Regions from separate parts of the Homo sapiens genome. Here regions 1 and 3 are each linked to region 2. A link is a contact called in ENCODE Hi-C or POLR2A ChIA-PET data. All regions are on one chromosome and are shown on one strand. Each heading gives the region's core, a stretch centred on a gene start or an enhancer-like site at or near the end of the contact. The rest is flanking DNA. Distances are from core to core; before and after follow the strand shown. Region 1 holds the start of PMCH (pro-melanin concentrating hormone). Region 2 holds the start of WASHC3 (WASH complex subunit 3). Region 3 overlaps DRAM1 (DNA damage regulated autophagy modulator 1).

The links. A loop is a pair of places that touch in the nucleus more often than their neighbours do. ChIA-PET counts read pairs that join two places held with the same protein, here RNA polymerase II (POLR2A). Pooled maps may share reads with other maps.
Region 1: a loop to region 2 is called in a map of naive thymus-derived CD4-positive, alpha-beta T cell, with 7 times the contacts of the local background. The contact joins the promoter of PMCH here to the promoter of WASHC3 in region 2. A Hi-C loop is called at or near these places in 1 of 168 maps with a recorded cell type or tissue (naive thymus-derived CD4-positive, alpha-beta T cell) and 9 of 50 pooled maps. POLR2A ChIA-PET finds 5 or more read pairs at or near these places in 1 of 52 experiments (activated CD4-positive, alpha-beta T cell).
Region 3: a loop to region 2 is called in a pooled map, with 2.6 times the contacts of the local background. The contact joins the enhancer-like site here to the promoter of WASHC3 in region 2. A Hi-C loop is called at or near these places in 4 of 168 maps with a recorded cell type or tissue (B cell, OCI-LY7, PC-3 and 1 more), 12 of 37 single-sample maps with no recorded cell type and 14 of 50 pooled maps. POLR2A ChIA-PET finds 5 or more read pairs at or near these places in 6 of 52 experiments (AG04450, GM10248, GM12878 and 3 more).

What each region holds. Positions count from the first base shown.
Region 1 is chr12:102,196,582-102,199,419 of GRCh38, reverse strand. PMCH (pro-melanin concentrating hormone) reads left to right here and starts at 1,587. Exons shown (of 3, transcript NM_002674.4): 1 at 1,587-1,898; 2 at 2,249-2,447; 3 at 2,719-2,838. The coding sequence starts at 1,650. The coding sequence ends at 2,768. PARPBP (PARP1 binding protein) reads right to left here. Exons shown (of 11, transcript NM_017915.5): 11 at 1,900-2,838.
Region 2 is chr12:102,060,612-102,063,311 of GRCh38, reverse strand. It overlaps WASHC3 (WASH complex subunit 3), which reads left to right and starts at 1,321. Exons shown (of 7, transcript NM_016053.4): 1 at 1,321-1,400; 2 at 1,966-2,064. The coding sequence starts at 1,350. RefSeq lists enhancers at 1,403-1,602, 1,613-1,662.
Region 3 is chr12:101,907,074-101,909,904 of GRCh38, reverse strand. DRAM1 (DNA damage regulated autophagy modulator 1) reads right to left here. Exons shown (of 7, transcript NM_018370.3): 4 at 1,542-1,719. Among named protein-coding and RNA genes, the nearest start is that of DRAM1, 31 kb to the right of the region's middle. Within about 2 kb of position 1,389, at least 3 of the 41 ENCODE cell types and tissues checked have a DNase peak (open chromatin) inside an H3K27ac peak, as active enhancers do.

The sequences.
Region 1 (2,838 bases), core at 338-2,837, 140 kb before region 2:
TTATTTTAAAGTTATATTAATACTGTAGATTTGGCTGTGGAATAGAACGTTCTGAAAGGAGCCCACACATATATAGAAATCTGATATACTGTAGAGATGGCACTGCAGATTAGTGGGGACAGGATGACTTCTTCAAGAAATATATAAGGACATTGGAAAAAGTAAAATTACATCTCTATCTTATATCATACACAAAATTACAGATGAATTACAAACCTAAACATGAAAGTCAAAATATTTAAACTTTTAGAAGAAAATATATGAAAACACGTTAATAATCTAAGGATTGAGAAGGATTTCTAAAAAAAAACAACACATTAAAAGTAGTTGCCATAAAGAAAAAAGAAAAATATTTAAACATTAAAATTAATCAGTTTGGTTCACCAAAAGACACCAGAGGGGTTGAAAATATGTCACAAACTGAGCGAAAATAATTGAAACATATATAACTAACAATTAATATCCAGAATATATAAAGAACTCCCATAAATAAATTAGAAAAAGACAACCCAATAGAAAAATGGACAAAGCCAAAAAAGAAAAAAAAAAAAAGCATTTAACATAAGAGGAAACATAAATGGCTCAGAAACATATGGGAAGACACTTAACCTCTTTGGTAATTAGGAAAATACAAATTAAAAGGACAATGAGACACAAGAGTCAGCTAGGACATGGAACAATGGAAATTCTCATACCCTGCTTATCGAGGGCACAAATCGCTTACAACTATGTTGGAAAACATTTTGGCATTAGTAAAGCTGAACATATACATACTCCATGATCCAGTAATTCCATACTGAGAAATATACTCTAGAAAAATTCTTACATATATGTACCAGAAGACATATAAAAGAATGTATTATCTTATTCATTGGGGTCAAAATTAGAAATTAACTCTGAAATGTTTAATTAAAAGTCATACAACATAAACTCATCATCCAAAAGTAATGTTTATGGGCACATAAATATTCTTTTCATGGACTAATTCATTAATTTCTAAATTCATTAATAAATATTTGTACATATTATCCTTTTGTAAATGCAGAGATAAAATACACCTGACAGGTCAATTTTTGATATAGCATGAATGGCTTTTTGTTCACACTGACAGGCATATGTACTTTAATCACCAAAAACTATATCAAGTATTTATAAAAGAAAGTCTCTTTTGAGGATTATTTCAGTTTAATCAGGATTAAAAGGAAATAAAACTTTATCCTTATCATCCTTGAGTGAAATAACTTGAGTTTTAATATCTTTACTTAATCAGAAAATACACAAAAGGAAACAATAATATAGAGAGAGCCTGATGTCCTGTGGTCTTCCTTAATAACAACCCATTTTCAAGAGACTATAATCTACTCAACAGAAAGCATTCTACCAAGGATCTTAGTCAGATTCTGAGAAAATTCACACTCAAAATAAACAATGTGTCACTAAAACCAAAACAATGTAGGTATTAGCAGCTGCATAAAGGTTAGCCTCAATCTAATGAGTCATTTCTAAAATGATGAAAAGTATAATTCTTTGAAGTGCTTTCTATTCAAGCTAGAAAATATATAAAGATACAGAATCGTTTACCAAGCAGGCTGACAGAGAAATTTTTCATTTTCTTTCTTGTTTGACTGTATGCAAACATCAAACTAAGAATGGCAAAAATGAATCTCTCTTCCTATATATTAATACTAACTTTTTCTTTGTTTTCTCAAGGTATTTTACTTTCAGCATCCAAGTCCATAAGAAATTTAGATGATGACATGGTATTTAATACATTCAGGTTGGGGAAAGGCTTTCAGAAGGAAGACACTGCAGAAAAATCAGTTATTGCTCCTTCCCTGGAACAATATAAAAATGATGAGAGCAGTTTCATGAACGAAGAGGAAAATAAAGTTTCAAAGGTAAGTGGCAATGTGACTTGTCGTTTATTTCAATGAAAATTTAAATGATTCTTACAAATCCTCTGAAAAGTAAAACTGATACTTTTATAAACAGAAGTATATGCAAACAGTCACAATATGCATTAGGACGACTGACGATATTTCTTACATGCCAGGTAGTTCTTCCATCCCAGCAAACACCTCTTATCTGAAAGTGTTTTTTCTCCTATAAATTTGCATCTAAGGTATTTTTAAAAAGTCAAAAACAGTGCAGAGTAACTTTGAATTGATCAACAAGAATATTATACAATTGTATTATAGTTCCACTCCGAATACGATAGCTAAAAACCAAATCAACCTTCTCTTTACAGAACACAGGCTCCAAACATAATTTCTTAAATCATGGTCTGCCACTGAATCTGGCTATAAAACCTTATCTTGCACTAAAAGGATCTGTAGCTTTCCCAGCTGAGAATGGAGTTCAGAATACTGAATCAACACAAGAAAAGAGAGAAATTGGGGATGAAGAAAACTCAGCTAAATTTCCTATAGGAAGGAGAGATTTTGACAGTGAGTAGTCTTTTCAAAATTCAATTCTTACATCCTACCACCATTAAACAGAACTCTGAGTTAAAGTGAATTTGGATGCAATCATAACAAAATCAAATAAGACCATGGCTCAATTACACCTGCCAAAAATGTGGGATTAAATAGCAACAATTAATTATTATCATTTTGGTTTACTCAGAATTAGTTATACTAGATCCATTCTTTTTTTCTTAATAAATTTTGTGTGATAATTATAGTCCTTTAAACAATTTAAACTTTCTTCTTCCTTCAGTGCTCAGATGTATGCTGGGAAGAGTCTACCGACCTTGTTGGCAAGTCTGATACCTGTTGGTCCACATCATCTTTTCAGAAGAAAATAAAAGCATTTAATTGCCAATGGGAGGAGAAGCCC
Region 2 (2,700 bases), core at 72-2,571:
GATTGGTTGCTTTCCACAACCAATCAGATGTTTGTATAGGAGTATGACCTTTGTCATTTTACTTCAGCCTCTGATTGGTTGCTTTCCATAACCAATCAGACTGATTGTGGGCCACCACTTCATTTGCATGAGGAGAACACCAGTGTCCAATGGGAAATCTCTAGTGGGTATTTGGACCTAAGAAGATTCTGTATCCAGTACACTGTGGAGCGTACTTTGGTTTTCAATGAATCTTTGCTTTTGTTGGTTCATTCTCTCCTTGATTTGTGCGTTTTGTCCAATTCTTTGTTCAAAAGAACCTGGACACCCTCCACCAGTAACACTCTTACCTCATTTCCTACCATTCTCCATTTATGGGATTATTTGCTTCAACCAAACCAACAGGCCAGGTGCCAGTGGCTCACACCTATAATCCCAGCACTTAGGGAGGCCAAGGCATGAGGATCATTTGAGCCAAAGGGTTTGAGACTAAGGTGAGCTATGATCCTCACTGCACGCCAGACTGGGTAACAAAGCGAGACCCCCCATCTTTAAAACAAAACTGCCCACTGCAGTCTTGGTCTTCATCTTTTTGATGCTCCCTGTAAGTGGCAGTCACTTCCGTAGGTTTGTGCCTCACATCTAGTAGTTGACATTTTATTTCATGTTTTAAAAACCTTTGGAAGACCAGGCGCGTTGGCTCACGCCTGTAATCCCAGCACTCTGTGAGGCTGAGGCAGGAGAATCGTGTGAGGCTGAGGCAGGAGAATCGCTTGAGGCCAGGAGTTCGAGACCAGCCTGGGGAAATAGCGAGAACTTGTGTGTATACACACACACACGCTTTGGAAGTAGGTCTTATTTCTCATTCTTCAGGGCATAAACCTCTCCCGTGCAGCAATCAAACTCAATCTTTGTTTTCCCAGTAAAAGCCTAGCAGAGTATATGGCACTTAGGATTAACAACAACAAAAAAAAAATTGTTGCTCAAGGAATGACGGAGTTATTATATAACAGACAGGACTAAGTAGGGATAACCTCAAAAGGACGCAACTTCTGGCTTTGTTTTTTTGTTTTGTTTTGTTGCCTCCTTTCTAAGATTTCAGTGCTCTAACTGCATCCTTGCACCACCGCGCGCCACCCCGAAATTGACGTCACAATCTGGACTAAAACTACCAATCCCAGAATGCCGAGCGAGGAGGCGGGCTCTCCGGAAGCCGCCGAGTGATTAGTGAGCGGAGAAGCTTTCTTCCGGCGGGAAGGGCCCCGGAGGCGGGCACTTGGGGGGAAAGTTGAGACGTGATTACCGGGTTGGGCGGGCCCCATCTGGGAGGGGTTTGTGGGTGAACTCGGGGTCCACCGCCCGCTGAGGAGATGGATGAGGACGGGCTTCCTCTCATGGGGTCAGGCATAGACCTGACCAAGGTTTGTAAAAGACGGTGCTAGACTCCCGACGAGCCGGGAGGAGGATGGGGAAGACGCAGCTTTCCGGGGAGACACCCACCTTCCGAGTCCCCACCCTGTCACGGCCTCGGGCCCTTGTGACAGGCCTGTGGGGCCTCAGGAGGGAGAGCCCCACAGTCCACCTTGAAATGGGGTCCCTCCTGAGCTGATTAAGGAGACGGTGTGCATCTCCCAACTGTCGCTTCCCATCTCGCTTGTCTCTCTGCCGCCGGCGACACACGCCGGTTGCGATAGCTAGCCCTACCTCTTATTCAGCCCCCAAGATTTTGTGTGTGTTTATGTGTGGTGCTTTTTGCCTGCCAAAATTCGTACCAGTGAGTCTAGAGCCTGTTCTCAAACTTTTGTGCACCTCTGTCATCTTCGGACACCCCACCCACAGCTTAGGAAACAAGTTAATGACTATTCCCAGTCCTTCAAGAAATTCATATCACACAGCAAAGTGCCTCGTGATTATGTCCAAATATGAAAAGATTTGCACTGTGTACGTTCCTCCTGTATGAACCATGTTTGTTTTTACGTAACACAGGTGCCAGCTATTCAACAGAAAAGAACGGTGGCTTTTCTAAACCAATTTGTGGTGCACACTGTACAGTTCCTCAACCGCTTTTCTACAGTTTGTGAGGAGGTAGGTCCGGTGATACTGGTTTATAGAGTCGCCTGGAAATCACCTTTCACTGCTGAGACTGACAAATGGAGTAAAACAAGAATTACAGTCTTTATTCATGTACCGTGACCTCTCATCACCCAATTGTGTTAACACATCTTAGGTTCTCTTTTACTCTGTTAAAATCAATCCTGCACCCCTCCTCTACTGAGTTAGTGTTCTAGAGGTCCCTGTGAGATAGGTCAGTCAGGCTTATTGCGATTAAAGGGAACAATAGGAAATCTAATTTTTTTTTTTTTTTTTTTTTTTTTTGTGAGACAGGGTCTCACTCTGTCACCCAAGCTACAGTGCAGTGGCGCGATCTCGGCTCACTGCAACCTCCACCTCCCGGGTTCAAGCGATTCTCCTGCCTCAGCCTCCTGAGTAGCTGGGATTACAGGCATGCGCCACCATGCCTGGCTAATTTTTTATATTTAGTAGAAACGGGGTTCCAACATGTTGATCAAGCTGGTCTCGAATTCCTGACCTTGGGCGATCCACTAGCCTCGGCCTCCCAAAGTGCTGGGATTACAGGCGTGAGCCACCGCGCCCGGCTTCTAAAATTTCACAGTTGAAAACAGTTTTTATTTTGCAATTTGTCATTCGTTCCCGTACCCC
Region 3 (2,831 bases), core at 140-2,639, 150 kb after region 2:
TTTAATGACCCTGAAGCTTTCTCTGATATGACTACAGATGGTATTTTGAAAGATGGGGAACTCTGCAACTCTTTAAGACCACGGCTTTTTTTCTTTGTTAAATACTTCATTAAAGAAAAGAAAAAGGGAAAGAAAAAGCTTTCGTTTCCTCTAAATCAGAATCTACAAGCACGCTAAATTTATATTTTCATTTCCTTTCAGATTGCTGAGTTAGAAAATAAAATGGATTTCATTTTGAAAATGAAATCAGTGACTATAAAAAGAAAAGGCTAAACATATTTTAATTTACTCAGTAATAAGTGATCTAGAGCTTTTTAGAAATTTCTTCACATGAATGAGTAAATCAAACTGTCTTGCCACCTACGACGTGCAGGGAGGGGGAGAGTTTAGCCTTGAGGGACTTCGTGGGGCTATTACTTTGAGTACAATATCAATATTTGGTGTCTTTAGCCAAGCACTACAAAGAAAAATAAATATTTTCATATGGCTCATGAAACTGGCCCTGTGAGAAGGAAAGTAAACAGAGACTAAAGTGTTCCTACATTTTCCACCCTTCTTTCATACCATTCTTCCCCGCAAAGAGACTTTTGATCTAATTAGACAATGTTGAGACATTTTCTTAATGATCTACACTTTTTTTTTTGAGACGGAGTTTCACTCTTGTTGCCCAGGCTGGAGTGCAATGGTGTGATCTCGGCTCACTGCAACCTCCATCTCCCGGGTTCAAGCGATTCTCCTGCCTCAGCCTCCCAAGTAGCTGGGATTACAGGCATGTGCCACTATGCCTGACTAATTTTGTATTTTTAGTAAAGACAGGGTTTCTCCATGTTGGTCAGGCTGGTCTTGAACTCTCAACCTCAGGTGATCCACCCACCTGAGCCTCCCAAAGTGCTGGGATTACAGGCGTGAGCCACTACGCCCAGCTTGATCTACACTTTTATCCGAATTGTTTTTCTGAAAAAATGTGGAAACTTGGTTGTTATCCTTTGCTTTTTTTTTTTTTTTTTTTTTGGTTGTGGGGAAGGGAAGTGTCAAGCTTTGCTAAGACACGGTGACAAAGATCCTTTGCTTGGCTGAACTTTAGTCAAGCCCCTGAAACTTCTCCTAGGTCCATCTGTGCACTTCCTTGTAAGATCCAGTTTTAGCAAAGAACCCTGGCTAAGTCAGTTTAGCAAGGACCCCCCACCCTCATATCTGATCACACTCAATATCTGATTGGGTTCCTCCTCCTCCTCCACCCTTCCCAGGTGATGTCTGATCACATGGCCAGTACTCAATAAGAATCCTGTTAGGTTGGTTTGGCCAGAATTCCCCCTCATCCTTGAGGTTTCCTTTTAGTACTTTTCCATTCACTGACCTCATCCTACTCCTTGGCTATAGATTCGCACTTGCCAATGCTGTATTCAGAGTTGAGCCCAATCTCTCCGCCCTGCTGTCAGAACTCATTGCAGCGGTCCCTATAAAGTCTTCATTACCCTTCTTTAACAAGTGTCACTGAATGTTTTATTCCTTTAACAAGGCACAAATGTGAAAAAGGATACTGGGGATGACAGCTGCGCAAGAAACGGCAGAGATGACCATCCGTATGTGGCATGTCGAGAGACTGTTCCACTGGGGACATGATTTGTAAGAGATGATGGACTGTAGGAGCGTGTACACGACACCACAGACAAAGGCCAAAAGAGCGCCCCCGTCATGAACCACTGGCACAGCTAACTCCTGGAGAAAAAGTCATAAATGTGTGTTACTCTGGGTGGGTTTGTCAACATCGAACCGCAAGCACTCTCACTCTGGGCTGCTTTGAGCCATTGGTCATCACAGATGCACCACTTCTTGGAAAATGTGGCTGTTTGACTACCAAAAGAAAAGCCCTCCAGGTGCTGAAATTAATGCCAAAAAGTTGGTTGTTCCACAGCGAACCTGGGCTCATGGGACAAGGAAAGGAGGTCTGCCTTACAGGTGGGAGGGTTGAGTATGGTGGGCTTCAGAGTCTGGTACACCTGGATTAAAAGTCCTGACTCCACCATGAGGCTCTGTGACCTTACTGCAAAGCCTCGATTTCTGTATCTAAAAATGGGCATAATCATCTCAGTCTTGCATGTTTGCAGTGAAGATTATAGGATACATATCATATACAATTTTCTTTTTTTGTTGTTGTTGTTTTTGAGACAGAGTTTCACTCTTGCTGCCCAGGCTGGAGTGCAGTGACATGAACTCGGCTCACTGCAACCTCCGCCACCCAGGTTCAAGCAATTCTCCTGTCTCAGCTTCCCAAGTAGTTGGGATTACAGGCACGTGCCACCACGCCCGGCTAATTTTTGTATTTTTAGTAGAGACGGGGTTTCGCCATGTTGGCCAGGCTGGTCTCGAACTCCTGATCTCGTGATCCGTCCACCTCGGCCTCCCAAAGTGCTGGGATTACAGGCGTGAGCCACCGCACCCAACCCTGCCTTTTTTGTTACAGAAATTTTTGTTTGATGTCATCAATAAACTTCGGTATGATATGATTGAAAAAAAAAACCAAAGTACGTGACTCGTTCCATGATGGTGCCAAGGGTGGTTTGGGGTTTTTAGGCTCCCTGCTCCCTGATAATCTCTACTCATCCCTCCCAAGGCACCTCAAATGAACACACCATCTAAGTAAAACCACTGCTTTTGTTATGCAAATGCAGCTTCTTTTTTCTTCTTTTTTTTTTTTTTTTTTTGAGACAGGGTCTCACTCCGTCGCTTAGGTGGGAGTGCAGTGGCATGATCATAGCTCACTGCAGCCTTGAATTCCCAGGCTCAAGAGATCCTCCCAGCCCAGCAAGTAGCTGGGACTACAGGCACAT